2 separate regions of the Homo sapiens genome follow, and region 1 is linked to region 2. Evidence: read pairs that join two places in POLR2A ChIA-PET (ENCODE). Cell type or tissue: GM12878. All regions are shown on one strand. Each heading gives the region's core, and the rest is flanking DNA. Links, peaks and the distances in the headings are about the cores only.

Region 1 (9,440 bases), core at 3,442-7,441, 120 kb before region 2:
ATGGTCAGAAAGCAGAAATTGAGTTAGTAACTTTGAGAAGAGTTCATGTCCAGGGTTTCGCTGTGGACTAAGGGAAAGACTGAGTGGTCCTCAGGGTCGGATGGCTGGGAGCCAGGCACCCTGATGTGCAGGGATGTCACCGCTGACAGGCAGAAAAGGAGGGTAGGTGCAGAGCAGAGAGAACTTGAGAAAACAAGTGCCTGTATACACGGAAAGTAAAGATACGGGTCCATGAAACAACTCAGGCTGGAAAAGTCAAACATGCCAAGGAGACACGTGTACAGAATGCCAGAACACTGACAGGTCTTATCAGGGATTGTGTTGTCATCTAGGTTGAGCTTTTCAGGTTAAGTATGAGTTTTTCAGAAGGAATCAAAGAGAAGTTTCATGAACAGAAGATGGTCGTAGATTCATGGGTGTCTGAGCTGAAGCGTACACCGGGTGGCAGGGAGTTGGGGAACGAGCTGGCAGTTTCCAGGCCTAACTGCGCAGGTGCTTAGCTGTCCTGAGGCATGTGGGCTTTGGCCTAGTGCTTGTGGGAAGGTGTCTGAGGTTTCTAAGCGGAGAAATGAAACCATACTCCATTTAGAAAATAGCTCCTAAGGCCGTGTGAAGGGCAGGTGGGGACAGGGAGAGATTTTCAGAGGACCCCAATTCCCCCTGAGTCTGGAACCACCGCAGTGTAAGAACCTTTGGTAAAGTTACTTCTGTCTCTTTTGAGTAAGTCCTGATGGTAAGAAAAGTTTCTGGCTTTTTGAAGTAGCACATTCTATAAAAGTGTACCCATAGCTGAATACTTCGTTTTCCCAAAAGCATATCATGAGAGAACCTCAGAGAGACTTGAGTCCGTAGGCTCTGGGTGTTGAAGAATCATCGCTGCACGTGGCTTGCCATGCTAGTCCTTTCAGTTCTTCCTGCAGCAGTTGCTTCTTCCGTTTCTTTAATCATGGTTGACCCTCTCGGGGATCCTTGGGGTTCTGGGTCAGCTTATGGCCTTGACTTATGTTGTATGTTCAGGTTGCGGTGTGTGCCAGACAGCTGGTCCTGCTCTGAGTCTGTGATACTGGGGCTCTCCATCGCAGCCTTTTACTTGTGCTAAAACATGTGCGTCCTTTGTTCTGCAGCTGAAGAGATTGTGCCTATTAATCCCCAACAAGTAATAATAGGAACGCATTAATAATCAACTTTATTTTTTATATATGACCAATTTTATTTTTTATCTTGAGCAAAATTACTGGAATATCAGGGCTCTGTCTGTAAAATGACTTGCTGGAAATGATTAGTCCTCATTGCTCTGCCCATGATTTACAGCCTCAGATCCAGGTCTGCATTCATGGCTCTTCAAGTGTGATGTATTTTCTTTTTCTTTGAGACAGAGTCTCTCTCTGTCGCCCAGGCTGGAGTGCAGTGGCCGGATCTTGGCTCACTGCAAGCTCCGCCTCCCGGGTTCACGCCATTCTCCTGCCTCAGCCTCTTGAGTAGCTGGGACTACAGGCGCCCGCCACTACGCCCGGATAATTTTTTTGTATTTTTAGTAGAGACGGGGTTTCACCATGTTAGCCAGGATGGTCTTGATCTCCTGACCTTTTGATCCGCCCCCCCTTGGCCTCCCAAAGTGCTGGGGTTATAGGCATGAGCCACTGCGCCCGGCCATGTGTGATGTATTTTAAAAAGTCCGATTCTTACAGAGTGAAGAGTTTCTCAAGTAGCAAATTGAAGATTCTAACTTCCCTTTTGTATGATTTTATTTTAGTCCTAAGCTATAATATTCTTTTTCTGTTATATCTTCCAGTTAGCTCTAATTAAGGAGAATTACTTGCTTTTTTCCTTTCCTTTCTCTCTTCCTCCAAACAAGGAGGGCTCTATGCGTATCTCTGTCACTTTAGTGACATTGAGGGTGTGGACTGGAAGGCCCTCAGGAACTAAGTGCCCTGTGTCAGGAGCATAAGGAGCGAGATATCAGTGATGCAGAACGTATTGGAAACCATGGGTCCAGAAGCCAGAGAATTAGAATGAATGGTCTTGAGTTTTGTTTGTTTGTTTGTTTTTAAAGGAACTGTTTTAACAATAAGTTTTATCTTATTTTTGTATGTGTCTAGATTTTAAAAATAGTTGGCCGATACTTAAAATTCTATGCTCAATATTTTTAACTACTTAAGATCTTTTAGGGGTTCTGTGACCCTTTCTAATTTCTTCTGAATCTTATGTTAGTATATTTGCATGCCATACTTACCTTGTGACTTGGGGAATAATGATGATCTGAAAATACCCTGATCTGCAGAGCAGGACTTGTGTCGGGGTAAAGGTAAAGGCCCTGTCAGGCTGTGGTTGGATGAAGCCGAGTGAGCAGCAGTGGGTGTGCAGGTGCTCCTAAGATTGAGAATGTTGATGAGTTGTATTAAAGCCATCAGGAATCAAGAACTGTTGACTTCCTGCCAGTGATGGAGGTCGTATCAGACTGACATGCTAAAGGTTACAACACTTGTTGGAGCCCATGCGCTCTTGACCACGTCTTTCCTCTCAGTGCCTGCTTCCGCATGTGTCAGTTCTCCTCGCTGGATTGTTGTAAGGATTGGCTGAAAGGATGCACAAAAGCTCCAGCCTACTTCTAAACAGCACCCATTGGTGATAAAATTGTAAAATACATGTCTCAGCATGGGTCATGACTCTGACAACATCAAGAAATGCCCTCAGTTTCCACAGATTTGTTGGTATTAATGAAATTGAAGTCTGTTTTATGGTTTATTTACTTGTCTGTTTTCAAATGAATCTAGGTAACTCCATTTCCAAATACTGGATTTATAAATGGGTTTACGTCTCCAGCGTTCAAGCCTGCGGCGTCTCCTCTGACTTCTCTCAGACAGTATCCTCCTCGAAGCAGGCAAGTTCCGGGGCGGTCTTAGCAGTTTTGGTCTTTACGCTACTGCCCTTCCGGAGTTGGGATGAGAGAGCTTTGATCACTAGTCCTGCTCCTCGCAGACAGAGCCACCTGAAGCACACAGCTGCATTCTGTAAAGACTAAGCACTACAATCTGGCATGGGTGCCCGCCTCAGATTCTCTGAGAGGAGGCTTTGGGGCAACTTGTACACATCAGGTGTGCCTGATTTTAATTTGGGCCTGGACTGAAAAACAGCTAAGCAGAATTGTGGCACATTGTTAATAGATTTGCATTATCCTATATGTTAGGAGTTAACCATTCCAAATCCTATTTTTATACTTTATTAAACAGAGAGCAGATTTCAGCTTAGCTATTCCATGTCAGTATGCATGTTATGTAATGCCTTGATCATTTTATAACTCAACACATAAAACCATTTTTATTTACAGGAATCCTAGTAAATCTCATCTGCGGCATGCGATTCCTAGTGCAGAGAGGGGACCTGGGTTATTAGAAAGTCCTTCAATATTTAACTTCACTGCAGATCGATTAATTAATGGTGTCCGGAGTCCACAAACAAGGCAAGCAGGTCAAACTAGAACACGGATTCAAAACCCTTCAGCATATGCCAAGAGAGAGGCTGGGCCTGGGCGTGTGGAGCCAGGCAGTCTCGAATCCTCTCCTGGTTTAGGGAGGGGAAGGTGAGTTGTTGAGCAGTTACTGTGTAACATCATAAACTAATATTTTAAAAATTATTTAATTTAGATATGTTTTGTAATTGTCTTTAAATATGTCACAGAAAATCTAACTGAAGGCTATAAACATAAGGGTTTTATATAATTGCTAAGACTTAAATGGCTTCATCTTTTTTGGAATATGAAATGGTTCAGTGAGAACTGTAGTTGTTTTAGATCATTATTTGTAGAAACACTGGAGCTCAATAGCCATAGACTCCATCCCATGTGCCTGCAGTCTCCTCTTGGCAGCACCCCTGGCTCACCAGGCCCCTCTGCAAGGGCGGTGTCCAGGCTCTGCCCCATGGCTGCTGGCCTGGCGCCCTCCAGCTGGGTGTGCACCAGGCACTGCAGGTGGAGCCTGGAGCGGGTAACCAGGCAGATCAGCATTGCAGTCTCATCTCATTGGAGGGTTGAGACTAGCCAGGACGGGTCTTAGCTGTGCTTCCTGCCCACCATTTTTGGTTTTGTTTAACATTTTTTTGGCATCAATCCTGTAGTAGGTTTTTGTTTGTTTGTTTGTTTGTTTGTTTGTTTTTAAGACAGGGTCTCACTCCGTTGCCCAGGCTGGGGTACGTTGGCATGATCATGGCTCACTACAGCCTTGAACTTCTGGGTTCAAGCAATCCTATTGCCTCAGCATGCTGAGAAGCTAGGACTTCAAATGCACACCACCATGCCTGGCTAGTTTTTAAATATTTTGTAGAGACAGGATCTCGCTGTGTTGCCCAGGCTGGTCTTGAACTCCTGGCCTAGAGCCATCCTCCTGCCTCAGCCTTCCATAGTGGTGGGATTACAGGCATGAGCCACCGCACCTGCCCATTGTTGATAAGGCCAGTTGATCTTCTCAGTCCTTGCCTTGGTAAGGACCGTCAGGATTTTCCTCTCATAAGTGACAAACAAGTGACTCAAATACCTGAGCTTTTTCAGGGTGTTCTATATACAATGTGTACAGCACCATCCCTGACGTGCAAGCTCCTCTTCCTGCCTGCCACAGTGCACACCCTCTGTGCAGTGAGAATTCAACATGAAGAGGCATCAGAAGCATCTCATTCCTGCCCATAATGATTCAATGAGCACATAGGAGTTCCTGCAGGGATTGTGCAGTGGCATTGGAAGGCACCATGGTCTGGGAGAGCTGGCACTGGCCTGTGTCTCACAGGAAACATGGCATCAGGTTGGCTCAACAGGCCTTGGAGATGCAAAGCCAAAAGGGGCCCACCGTGTCATGGAGAGTCAGTGACTTCAGGGAGCAGTTGCTAGCCCTGGGTCTCAGTTTGGGGTTCTTAAGACCCAGACGCTTGGAGGGAGGAGGGTTGCAGAGCTGGGGCTCAGACTTGGGACAGAGCCCTACTCATCAAGGCCATGTGGCTCCCTCTGAGGGGCATCAATTGTGGGCACGGTGTGGAAGGAGGCAGACTAGATGGACAAGGCCCCCCGGCCTCAGCCTCCTGTGCTCTTCAGTGTGCCTTGTTCATACGAGCGTCACAAGGAGTTTCCTGGCAAATGAAAGTGGGGCTTGTTGAATTCCAGCTACCTCACAAAATGTATACAGGTGGCTTTGAAGCTGAGAGTCCAAAGCTTGCTGACGAATGTGGTCTACCCAGGATACCCTTCAACAATACTTGAACTTCCAAATGCAACTGTAACAAGTTTATGCTTTTGCCTGACAGATGCAGATCTTGCACCAATGGAGACCCTCTCTCTCCCCACCAAGGGAGGACAACTGTCCTCCCACCTGAGACCTGAGCACTGCGGCAGGGAGTGGTTTAGGAAGCGCACACCAGCATGGGCACGGTGGGCAGGGAGTGGTTTAGGAAGCACGCACCAGTGGTTTAGGGAGTGGTTTAGGAAGTGGTGGGCAGGGAAAGCGCATGCAACTCCTGCAGCCTGTTTCTGCGATGGGTTCTGAAGCCAGAGCTGACCTTCGTAACCTCCTCCTTCCCTCTGTCTTGAGAAAGAGCTTGTGCTGTTTTGCAGGGAGGTGTGCCAGGCCTTGCTTGCCCTGAGAACCTGATCCACAGCAGCCATGCCTCCACCTCCCCTTTTTGGGAGGGTTTGTTTTGTTTCCATTAACTTTCTCTATTGGACCAAAGTGCTAAGATGTCCTGGAGAACCCCTTACCAGAGTCCAGACACATGTCCCTACCCTTGCATGGCGGCCATGGCAGGGCACGGCCCAGCTGGGTTGAATGGCATGAGGAGCCCCAGGCGCCAGGTGGCTGCCTTGGTGGAGCTACTGTTAGGATCAGCTGGGGGAAGCACACCTCTTCAGGGTCTCAGGCCTTCACACCACTGCATTCAGAGTCGCGGGTGTCACAGTGATGTTTCCTCTATGGTGCTGGGACCACCCTGGGTCCCTTGCTACCCCTTGTGAGCTGTAACCCACCATGGCCCTGTCACTGAGCCTTGGCTCAGCCAACCTGCTCTCTGCATGATGGGCACTGACAGCTGACAGTGTTCTACGGCTGCAGGTGGGCTTCTGGGTCTGACACGGGTTACGTGGAGCCCAGTGAGGGTGTGGGGGAGTGTTGGCTGGGCCCACTGATGGTGACTGGGATAGGACCCCATGGCAGGCAGGTCTGTGTCCTGGACACCGCTGTGTTCCAAGGGATGGGTGCCCCTGCGTCCCAGCCGGTAGTGACGAGCAGGCTGCCCTTGGCGGAGGGATGCCCTGTGCCGAGCCCTGCGGGATGTCCTCTGCCCATGTGGCTGCTGTCCCTCTGTCCAGCGCTCAGGGCAATGCCTCTGGGCAAGCAGGTGCTGACACCATCCGTCTCACACCCCTCCCAGGTCCCCAGGGCCAGTTGAGTCCTGTCCCACTGAAGACTCTCATCTGGTTGCATCCCTAGCTCTGCTCATGGGTCATTGTAGCCCCACCTTTCCACTACTTCTGAATCCTGGCGCAGCGGAGTAGGAGTTCAGCTCCCTGGGTTTTGGGAGCACCCCCTATTAGGGAGTGGTGCTGAGCCAGGTGTGTACTGGGGTGGCTGTCCATAATGCAGGCCCAGGACCCTCTCTCCCTGTGAGGCCACAGGCATGGATCCAGGACAAGGAGCACCAAGCCCCCTGTTCCTACAGGAGGTTGGGTTGTCAGGACTCATGCCCCACCTGTGGCTCAGTACTCATCCATGTCCCATAGTCTGGCCTGCAGTCTCCGCAAGGCACCAGTAGAAAGCCAGGAGCTATTTCCAGAAAGTTTTCTGTAGGAGATAATAGGGATTTGCTCCAGAATCCTAAAGGTTTGTGCCGTCCTTGCCCTAGAGGGTTTGGCCCAAGGTTCCACAGAGTTTTCCACTGTTAGGCCATCTTAGGCAAGACTAGTTTTTGGTTTTCTGTAAATGAAGGAATTAGTCAAGACTATTTCTTAACTCCTTTCCAGGTTATGTAATACAAGGCCCTTGGGGGAGTCTTTGCATTCCATTAAATTATCCATTGAGATGAATGTGTGTCATGTGACTTGTTAGACCACATAACCTGTCCAGGGAAATGGGAATGTCTTGGCCATCCTAGAGTCCTAGGTCTCCACGTGAAGTCACCACTTAATCAGTGTCTGTCCTGTGGTTATCAACTGCGTGTGTGGCGTGGCCTTGCTGCCTGCATGGGGAGGTCCAGAATGTGGTTCCTGAGGCTGGGAGGCGAGGGCAGGAAGTCTTTGGGGCACAGAGGTCCTTGTGTGGTTTTCGTGGGAAGGGGTCAGCCATTGAGGCAGTAGTGGAGGAAGCTGAGAGGGCAGAGGAAGGGATGGGACGCGGTATTTGGGGTCTTTTAAATCTGATGTAAAGCAAATCTGCGCCGGGAAAATTCTCACCACCATTTTAAACAACTCATTGATGGAGCTCAGTCTCAGATTTTATGTGTCTTGTCATTTCCACCCAGTGGATGTTCAGTACTCATGTCTTAACAGACATCCCAAGGAGGCACCAGGGAGTTGGTTTCAGTCAGTGTTTTCTTCTGTTCTTTATCACTTGCCTGGACTTCCACGTTAGTCCCTTGCTGTCAACTTTGTGTTGTTCTGCTTACGCTTCCTGAAGTTGGGATTTTAGAATTGAAAGTCATCTTTGAAAGGTTTCAAAGTGATAAAGACTGAATTGATGTGTACTTTGATTATGTGAGTGCAAACGTGCTCAATAATAAATTCTCCAAGTGGGAAAAAAATAACAGTCTTTCACTTTCCACTCCTCTAGGAAGAATTCCTTTGGCTACCGGAAGAAAAGGGAGGAGAAGTTTACAGTGAGTACATAAAGCATATACCTCTTCACAAGACATTTAAATCTAATTTATACCAAACCTGAGATTTAATTAAATGGATTAAGGTTAAGGCACAAGAATGAGCATTTCAAAAGACTTGTAACGTGAAATCCACTAAGTAATAACTGACACCCTGGCTGGCCTAGGAGGAAGCAACTGTAGAGGTTTTGGAAATAGCGATGTGCTGCACAGGACTCCACAGTGCACAGGCGTGTTGTGCTGTGGCACAGGCATGGCCAGGAACTTGCTGTCGCATGCACTGCAGCCTACACACGGGTGTGCACGTGAGCTCTTCTGTGTGGCAGCTGTACCGGAGAGTCTGAAATGACTGGAGCCATTCATTTCAATGAGCAGAGTAAGCATCTTCCACGGAGCAATTTGTTTGTCGGTGTTTTTCCTTCAAAACTTTCGAATACTCTCCCACTGTGTAGAAAGCATTATCTCCTTCTGCTATAACTTACTGGCAGGACAGACCCAAACATAAGTGATAGGTTTTTGTGGCGGTAAGTACATGAGACATGGTGATTTTTGCTTGGGTTGATTAATCAGAGTTTCTCCTGTGGAAAATGTTTGTGCTGGTCTTTAGTGGAGGATGGCATGGACTTCTCCACAGCCAGTGGTGGGATGGCACGGTGGCAGTTAGCAGTACCCACAAAGATGGGAGGGATGGCACGGTGGCAGTTAGCAGTACCCATGAACCAGTGGTGGGACGGTACGGTGGCAGTGTTAGCAGTACCCACGAAGATGGGAGGGATGGCACGGTGGCAGTTAGCAGTACCCACGAACCAGTAGTGGGACAGCAAGGTGGCAGTTAGCAGTACCCACGAAGATGGGAGGGATGCCTCCATGGGCTTGCAGATGTGGAATTCCATACAAGGAATGCTGGAGGAGACCTGGACAAATCCTGGTCCAGCCCCTCAAGCCATCACACAGGTGCTTTCTCATCACAAAAGATACAATCTCTGTTTAGAACTCAGAAATTGTGCCTTTCATGAGGTCGGCTTAGTCTAGTTTTTGTTTAACTAGTTGGTAAGGCAGTTTTTACCAGTTAATTGCAATTGGAATTAGTGAATTCCTGTGACCATTTGGACTAACAAGTCAAGCATCTAAACACAGGGCACTGTTGTGCCTGCCGTGATGTTTTCCCACAGCCATTTCTCTTCCGTTCTGTTTTGCCTTGCATTCCTGATGCATGTGTTCATGACTGTGACCTGCTTTGAAGCTTCGGCTTGTGGCCCAGTGTTGTATTGATTACAGAGCATACGCCCATCGTCTTATGTACGTGCTCTCAGGACCTCAGAAAGGTCCAGACGCTTTTTCTGTAAAAGTGTGTGAGCCTCGGGCCTAACCACGCCCATGGGACCTGAGCAGTACTCAGACCTCACCCAGAGGTGCTCAGATCCTAGAGGATTTTAACACTGCCTTCCAAGTCAAGTCCCATCTGTGGGTGATGTCATTTTGTAACTCCCACATCTGGGCAGTTGTTGCCTGCCTCTTTTGCTTCTACAAGTTGAGATTTAAATACATTTTTGGGGAAGGCTGTCTCTCTAATAATGCTTATCTTCTGAAAAGCTGTG
Region 2 (9,440 bases), core at 2,416-6,415:
GATTTACATAATATCCAAATATTCTCTGATCATAATGTAATCAAGGGAGAACTCAATAACAAAAACACAAATGGAAAGATATCTTTGGAAATTAGAAACACTATAATAAATAAATCATGCTATATAATTAATTATAATGAAAACTGAATTTTGAATTGAATAATGAAAATGCTACATATTAAAACTGTGACTGAAGCCAAAGCTTAAACTAGAAGAAAAAGCTTCATATTCATATATTAGAAAAGAAGAAATGCTGAAAAGAAGTTTAATATCCATCAAAGAAGTTTAAAAAAGCAAATGCAAAATTATCCAAAAAAGGAAAAAAATTAATAATAAAGATAGGATCAGTAATCAAAGGAAACGAAAACGAATATACAATAGGAAGGATTGAGATATATAAAAGTTTATTCTTCAATAACACGAATAAAATGGACAAAACCTTGTGATATTTACCAAAATAAAGAGAAGGTACAAATACCAATACTGGAATAAAACAGGGACTATCACTATAGCTGCCACACACAAACGTCATAGAAATAAGGCATTACTAACAACTTTAGGCCAATGAATTGGAAAAAAATAGATGAAATGGGGAAATGTTTAGGGAAGTATACCAAGACTGACTTAAGAGGAAATGGTTTTTTTTCCTTGTGATAGTTTGCTGAGAATGATAGTTTCCAGCTTCATCCATGTCCCTACAAAGGACATGAACTCATCGCTAAATGACGAGTTAATGGGTGCAGCACACAAACATGGCACATGTATACATATGTAACAAACCTGCACGTTGTGCACATGTACCCCAAAACTTAAAGTATAATAATAATTCAAAAAAAAAGAGGAAATGGAAGACTACAATAGACGAAAAACCTTCAAATCCTTACATCAGTAGTACATTTCTTTCCTTAAAACTCCAGGCCCTGCTGCCTCACAAGGTAGTTATTCCAAACACTCAAGGAAAAAACAACTCCATTCTTACACAAACTCTTCCAGACAACAGACAAAGAAGGAACATTTTGGAACTTATTTTAAGATATAACAAACCTTGATACCAAGGACAAATAAATAAGGAATATTTCAGGCCAATTTCACTTATGAACATGAATGTAAAAACTTTTAAATATAGTAATATAGTAAGCCCCAGAATAATATCATGAAATCAAAATAAAAATCAATTGAATAAAATACATGCCCCATTATTCTGAAGTTCATGAATAGTCAAGTCAAACTGGCACAGCTCACTCATTGCAGTTTTAGAGTGAGAGCTGCAGAATTCCAACCATGCCCTGGTTCCTGTTGTTGTTTTATATATGTGGATTTTTCCTTCTTTTCTTTTCTTTTTCTCTCTTCATTCCTTTCTAATTTTTTGGTCAATTTTTGGCTTAAGTATCAGTGGGGAAAATTCTTGTTCTTGCGGCTGACTTGGCTTTCAAAGACCCTGGCATAGATTTCAGAAATCTGATTATTTGGAGTTCATTTATCAGCCTGACTGTGGCTTTTACGTTGGGAGAATATTGGGATGCAGAGACCTATCCTTTACTTCATCACCTCTCAAGATATCTTTGACAAGTGCTGTGGTTTGAGTGTGTCCCCCAAGGTTCATGTGTTAGAAACTTAACCCCCCATGCAACAGTATGGGGAGGTGATGGGGTTACGAGGGCTCTGCCCTCATGAATGGATAAATGCCATTATTGCAGGAGTGGGTTAGTTATAACCCTTCTCTTGCTCTCTTGCATTCTCTGCCCTGAGATGACACAGTACAAAGGCCCTCACCAGACACCAGCACCTTGATGTAGGAATTCCCAGCCTCCAGAACTGTGAGCCAAATAAATTTCTGTTCATTATAAATGATCCAGTCTATGGTATTCTATTCTAACATGGAAAAGGAAATATCTTCACATAAAAACTACACAGAAGGATTCTGAGAAACTTCTTTGTGATGTGTGCATTCAACTCACAGAGTTGAATTCTATTCTAGCAGACTAAGACAGAAAACTAGTAGTGAGAAATCAGATCGTTGCTATAACAAATACCTGAAAATGTGGAAGTGGCTTTGGACTGGGAAATGGGTAGAGGCTGGAAGGATTTGGAGGTATGTGTTAGAAAAAGCCTGGATTGCTATGAATGGGGTGTGAAGGGCAATTCTGGTGAGGGCTCAGAAGAAAAGGAGTGGGGAAAGCCTGAAACTTCCCAGAGATTCCTTAAGTGGTTGTGACTAGAATGTTGGTGGAGATATGGACAGGACATTCTGATAAGGTGTCAGGCAGAAATGAGGAACAAGGTTTGGAAACTAGAGGAAAGGCCATCCTTGTTATAAAGATTCAAAGAACTTATCTGAATTATATCCATGCCTCAGGCTTTATGGGGAGGTGGACTATAAGAGCAGTGAACTAGGATATTTGGCAGAAGAAATGTCTATGCAAAATAATGAAGAATTTGTGTGGCTACTTTAAATCACATACAGTCAGATATGAGATAAATGACTTAAAGATGGAATTCATAATTAAAAGAGAAGCAAAATGGAAGGATTTTGAAGTTTTTCAGCCTGACCATGTAAAGAATAAAAAGGTGAGTTTGGGAGAGCAAACCAAGGGTGTGGCCAAGTGACTGTTCACTGAGGAGATGACTGGGGAGAGAAGGAATCATCAGGACAGGGAGAATGACCCTGAAGGCACCTCCAAGATCTTCAAGGCTGCCCCCATCACTGACCGGGAGCTCCAGGGAACCCACAACCAGTGCAGTGCTCAGTCACCGCAGCTGTGGCTGCAGCCATGGCTCTGGAAAGTACAAGCTATAAACCTTGGTGGCATCCATGTGGTGCCAATTTTTAGGCAAGAAGAATGCTAGAGCTGTGGGGCAGCCTCCACCTAGATTTCAAGAGATGTCATGGACAGCCTGCGGCCCCAGGCAGGGACTTGTCACAGGAGCAGAGCCACCGCAGAGAGCCTGTACTGGGGCAATGGCAAGCAGAAATTCAGGGGTGAACCGCTGCAGAGAGGCCTCACCTGGGCAATGCTGAGGAAAGGAAAAAACTAAGCCACCATTTTTTGTAGATAAAACAATTTTATCTGTAGTACATTAAAAAATATTTTACAGATAAACTATTGGAATTAGTAAGAACGTTTATGGGGGGTTACCAAAAACAATATCAGTATAAAAATTCAATTGTATTCTATATAAAAGCAACAAATAGAAAATGTCATTTAAAAATATACCATTTAAAAATCACCAATAGCATCACCAATAGCAATTATAATAGATAAAAAAGAATAGTGTGAAAAACTTTTATGAGAAAAATTATAAAACTTTACTGAAAGACTGAAAGACATTGCTGAAAACCTAAACAAATGCAGAGATGTGCCGTGTTGTGGAGAATCAAAATGCAGAGAGGTGGTTAATCTTTCAGTTGATTTCTAGATTCAGTTCAATCCCACTCAGATCCCAGGAGGTATTTGGGGTGAGGGAGGTACACATGACAAGGTAATTCAAAATATGCAAAAATTCCAGGCACAGGAAGAGCCAAGGCATTGGAGAAGGAGAAGAAGGGAGGTGGGGAAGGAAGGCACAAGAGATCTTCTGCTATCAGTTTTGTGGATGTTATTGGCTGCATTAATACCATGTAGTATTGGTTCAGGAATGAAAAGATAGATACGTGGAACAGAATAGAGAGCTCATAAATGCTTGGCAACTTCTGGCATAGAAAGCAATTCAGAGTTCTGGGGGAAAAGTGCATTTATGTTCACCAGCGTATCATATATATGATAGTATGTAACCACATATATTATACTACTTATGAAATTATAGTATATTTGTCCTATAATAGCCAAATCTGGAAACAGCCCAAATGTCCATCAACAGTAGAATGATAGAATGAATCAATACACTCTAATATATTCATTCAAAAAATATTTAGTTAGAGGAAAAAAAGGTAGGCTACGTGAAACAGCATGGATGAATCTACCAACCTAAAGGAGAGTGGAAAAAAATATATCAACATTATACAAAGTTCAAAAGTAAGCAAAATTAAACCATATTTTACAGGGATGCATGCAATGGTGGTAAAGAAAAGTATCACTGTGCAAGTCAGGAGAATGGTCTGTCTTGGTAGGAATGAGGGAATTGCAGTCAGGAAGTGATGCATGAAGGACTTTTAGGATGACAATCATGTTCAATGTCTTGACTTGGCTCATGGTTAGTTGGATTTTCAATCATTTAAGTGCTACCTGTAACATTTATTCACATTTCTATATATTTTGCAAAAGAAATGAAAATCAATTTTAGAACCTGGTTGAGAATTAGTTGGATTTCTACTTATTTGTTAAATATCAAAGTATTTATGCACATCTCTGCATATGTTATTTTTCCCCATAAAAATTGTGTACCTGCATAATTAGACTTCCAATGAAGCAATTTCCAGACTGATTCCATTTCCTACGGGCAAGTACACTGTGCTTTTCTGATGTTTCCTTTGGTGTTCACTTCACATTTCTTTTTTCTTTTTCTTTTCTTTTTTTTTTTTTTTTTTTGAGACAGAGTCTCACTCTGTCGCCTGGGCTGGAGTGCAGTGGTGCGATCTCCGCTCACTGCAAGCTCTGCCTCCCAGGTTCACACCATTCTCCTGCCTCAGCCCCCCAAGTAGCTGGAACTACAGGCACCCACCACCATGCCTGGCTAATTTTTTGTATTTTTAGTAGAGGCGGGGTTTCACCGTGTTAGCCAGGATGGTCTTGATCTCCTGACCTCGTGATCCACCTGCCTTGGCTTCCCAAAGTGCTGGGATTACAGGCGTGAGCCACCGCACCTGGCTTCACTTCGTATTTCTAAATAGTAAGCTCATAGTGCTAGGTCTTTATTTTTAAATTTTAGATACTACTTATTGACAGTCTACATCCCCCAGATGAGGACTTGGCTGTCTTTTTTTTTTTTTTTTGAAACGGGGTCTCACTATGTTGCCCAGGCTGGTATTGAACTCCTGAGCTCAAGTGATCCATCCACCTCAGCCTTCCAAAGTGCTGGGATTACAGGTATGAGCCACCTCGCCTGGCCCAGTCGGACTTGGCTTTCTAATTTTCCTCTTGCTCTCTATGCTCACACACAAACATTTCCTATCCTGTTCCTCCCTAAATATTTTGGTTTTTGTTTATGTCAATTCTCAGAATTTACATTATTATGACTATGTAAATATCATTTATCCCCAAAATAATTCAACCTCCATCTCCTCTCAATATGCCAATTCTATCAGTTTCATTATTTTTGTTGGAGACATCCCTCCAGAAATACTTATCCTTTTCCTCCAATCTGGACTTGTGTTTACATTATATGCACATGAAAATATTTTTCACAGACTTCTACTGCCAGCCATGACACAGACTTGTCCACTGGAAACAACTACAGCATGGGCAGCACAGGAGACGAGGCATTTTAGGCTTTGAAAAGTGTGTGTTGGGAGTGTCATCTGGTTGGGCATCTCGACCATGAGCTCGCCCACTTTATTTATTTTTTTTAAAGGCAAGACTGGATGCAGTGGCTCATGCCTGTAATCCCAGAACTTTGAGAGGCTGAGTTGGGTGGATCACAAGGTCAGGAGTTTGAGACCAGCCTGACCAACATGGTGAAACTCTGTCTCTACTGAAAATATAAAAACTAGCCTAGCGTGGTGGCACATGCCTGTAGTCTCAGCCACCCAGGAGGCTGAGGCAGGAGAATCGCTTGAACCTGGGAGGTGGAGGTTGCAGTGAGCCAACATTGCACCACTGCACTCCAGCCTGGGGGACAGAGCAACACTCTGTCTCAAATAAAAGCAAACAAACAAACAACAACAACAAAAAAAAAAAAAACAAGAAAAATGGGCATCACAGGGGAAGAGAAACTTACGAGATGAGCCCTTGTTGCCTGCCACTGCTCTGGCTTTCTGCCTGGGTGCTCTCCTGCTGCAGGGGAGGGAGGTAGAGTCAAGCAGGATGGTGATCTCCTGGAGCTGAGAAGGAAGAGACTGAAGTTCAAGTTTTTGAAGCGGTTGGATTTGTTTGGTGGGGTTTCTGAGAAGGGGAAACACACAGATAGAAGCCCCCAGAAACATGCATGGGGCTTCAGCATGGTCCCTCAGCTCGAGTCTGGGCTGACAGGTGAAGGGCAGGACTCTGTGGGGCTTAGCAGGTATTGCCTACTGCAGGCCATGAGCTAGTGGTGACAAAGGAAGCAGGCAGTTTTGGGAGACACTGGAGTACCAGCCTCAGCAGTGGAGAAACCTCACTGAGAACTTTGGAATGGAGTTGAGTTCCCAGAAAGGCCAAACTTTAAGTGTAAGTCCCACACTCTAGAGTAAGGATCATATCATAAAAATACTTTCTAAACCAAAACAGACCCACTCTAGCAAAGAATAGACCTAAGGCTGAGAAGACCAAAAGTAAGTACCACTAATTCCACTGTCTGCCAGAACAAACACAACACCCTGTAAAGAAAGAAGACATGAGCTTCTCTGTCTACAACATATTGTACACAATGTGCAGCATACAACAAAAAATTACTAGATATGGCTAACAGTATGGAGGTTCCTCAAAAAAACTAAAAATACAACTATCGTATGATCCAGCAATCCCACTGCTAGATATATACCCCAAAGAGAGGAAATCAGTACATAGAAGAGATATCTGCACTCCCACTTTATAACTGCACTATTCAAAATAGCTAAGACTTGGAAGTAGCCTATGTCCATCAACAGATGAATGGATAAAGAGAATGTGGTACGTGTATACAATGAGTACTATCCATCCACAAAAAGAATGAGATCCTATCATTTGCAACAACATGGAAGGAACTGGAGGATATCATGCTAAGTGAAATAAGCCAGGCACAGAAAGACAGACTTTGCATGTTCTTACTCATTTATGGGAGCTAAAAATTAATCAAACTCATGAAGATGGAGAGTAGAATAGTGGTTATCAGAGGCTGAGAAGAATAGTGACGAGTGCAGGAGAAAGTGGAGATGGTTAATGGGTACAAAATACAGTTCGAATGAATAAAATATAGTAATTGATAGTAGACTGACTGCAGTCAACAATAATTTAGCACGTTTAAAATAACTTAGAAATGGGTATGGTGGCTCATGCCTGTAATCCTAGCACTTTGGGAGGCTGAGGCAGGTGGATCTCCTGAGGTCAGAAGTTCAAGACCAGCCTGGCCAACATGGTGAAACCCCATCTCTACTAAAAATACAAAAATTAGCCCAGGCGTGATGGTGGGCGCCTGTAATCCCAGCTACTGGGAGGCTGAGACAGGAGGATCGCTTGAACCCGGGAGGTGGAGGTTGCAGTGAGCCAAGACCGCACCATAGCACTCCAGCCTGAGTGACAAGAGCAAAACTCCATCTCAAAAAACAAAAAAACAACAAACTTACAAAGTATAGTTGGAATGTTCATAACACAAAGAAATAAAAAATGTTTTAGGCAATGGACACCCCATTTACCTCAATGTGATTATTTCACATTGCATGCCTGTATCAAAATATTTCATGTACCCCATAAATGTATACACATACTATGTACCCATAAAAATAAAGAATTAAAAAATTTGAAAAATTAGATGTGCAAATAAATGAGGAAATATAAGCCATCGTCAAGAGAATATGCAGTTGAAGGAAACTGGTCCCTAGATAACCTAGATGTTGGAATTAGCAAGCAGCCCTCTCCAGAAACTATGACAAATTCACATCTTTGTCACGGCTACTGGAGTGAGTGAGCAAATGGGGAATCTCAGTAGAGAATTCTAAACTACAAAAAGAGGGGAAATTAGAAAACTGAAAAGCACAATATATAAAATAAAAAATTAACAGGACAAGTTTAACAGAGGGTTGCAAATGTTAGAAGAAAGGGTCAATGAACTATTTAATCTGCAGAACAGAAAAATTATTAAAATAGAACATGAACAGAGTCTCATAATCTTTAGGACAATATCTATCTCTCCAACACAAGTGTGAGAGAAGTTTGGAAGGAAAAGAAAGAAAGGAGTAGAGAAAATATGTTGGAAGAAGAGCTGAGAATTATGTGAAGCTTTGAAAGACAAGAACCCACAGATCACAGAAGCCCAGCAAACCCTACGCAGGATAAATATGAAGAAAACAGCACCGAGGCACATGAGGGTGAAACTGTTGAAACCAAAGGGAAAGAGAAGGTCTTGAAAGCAGCCAGAGAGAGATGACAATTCTATCCAAGTGGATGATAACACGAATTAGGGTTGATTTTTTCAAAAACAACGGAGGCCAGAATACAATGGGATAAGATTTTAAAGAGCAGAAAGAAGCAGCTGTCAACCCAGAATTCTAAATCCTGTGAAAATATCATTTAAAATTGAAGATGCAGTAAAGATATTTCGCTCCAAGCATAATTGTATTACAAGAATTCTAAAGGAAGTTCTTCATGACCCTAGATAGAAATTCAGATCTATAGGAATGGATGAACAGCCTCTAGAATGGTAAATAGAAAAGACTTCATACTTTACATTTTTTCTTCTAATTTTTCAAAAGTCATATTACTGGTAACCCAAATAGTATCTCACTGCTTTGTGAGGTTTATAATGTACGAATATATAATATATATGACAACAATACAGAAAGCAGTGCAAGGACATGTAAGAAAAAGGGAGTTAAAATGAGATACTAAAAAATTTTGACTAGTCCAAAAGAAGTCAGGAAAGGAGGAACAGAAAAACAAAATACCGAAAACAAATAGCAAAATGCTATCCCCAAGTCAAACCACGTCATCACATTACAAGCAAGGGTTATCCAGAGCTTAGCATCTGCTATCACCATGGATCCTTTCTTTTTGTTTTTCCTAAAGTTAATTGCCTTATTTGTCCTATTAGATTAGTTTCTGTGTAGCCATTTGTAATTTTCCCCATTCCTTAAAAGAGGCTCTCACACAATTTTCAGCCAGGCTAATCACATCCGTTAATATGTCAATTCCAGTTTTTAATTATTTTACTTTTGCAGGGAAGACATCTTCCCATGCGTCATATTTTCTTCCGTGTGGAGGGAGCTCTGTTCATTCCTAGCCTTTCTTTACATACACACACAGGTGCATGCTTATGCGTGCACACACACCACGCACAGGTGCACGCCGATGCCTGCACACACACCACACACAGTGCATGCTCATGCACATACCCACACACAGTGCAGGCACAGGCATGCACACACAGCACACACAAGTGCACACTCATGCATGCACACACACCACACACAGTGCACGCTCATGCATGCACACATACCACACACAGGTGCACGCTCATGCATGCACACACACCACACAGTTGCACGCTCATGCATGCACACACACCACACACAGTGCATGCTCATGCACACACACCACACAGTGCACACGCATGCATGCACACACAGCACACACAGGTGCACACTCATGCATGCACACACACCACACACAGTT

Evidence for each region. Peaks named below come from ENCODE experiments on the same cell type or tissue, not always from the same donor. Only the 100,000 strongest peaks of a DNase experiment are listed, where the experiment ranks them.
Region 1: POLR2A ChIA-PET joins it to region 2 with 8 read pairs; 2 of 35 experiments call an interaction of 5 or more read pairs at or near these places.

The regions. Positions count from the first base shown.
Region 1 is chr10:819,205-828,644 of GRCh38, reverse strand. It overlaps LARP4B (La ribonucleoprotein 4B), which reads left to right. Exons shown (of 18, transcript NM_015155.3): 12 at 2,775-2,881; 13 at 3,329-3,580; 14 at 7,800-7,845. Among named protein-coding and RNA genes, the nearest start is that of LARP4B, 110 kb to the left of the region's middle. In GM12878, for the core only: no CTCF peak of the experiment used is centred there; a DNase peak (open chromatin) is centred at 5,454; H3K27ac peaks cover 541 bases.
Region 2 is chr10:700,395-709,834 of GRCh38, reverse strand. No RefSeq gene overlaps it. Among named protein-coding and RNA genes, the nearest start is that of DIP2C, 15 kb to the right of the region's middle. RefSeq lists enhancers at 8,872-9,372, 9,373-9,440. In GM12878, for the core only: no CTCF peak of the experiment used is centred there; no DNase peak of the experiment used is centred there; H3K27me3 peaks cover 185 bases.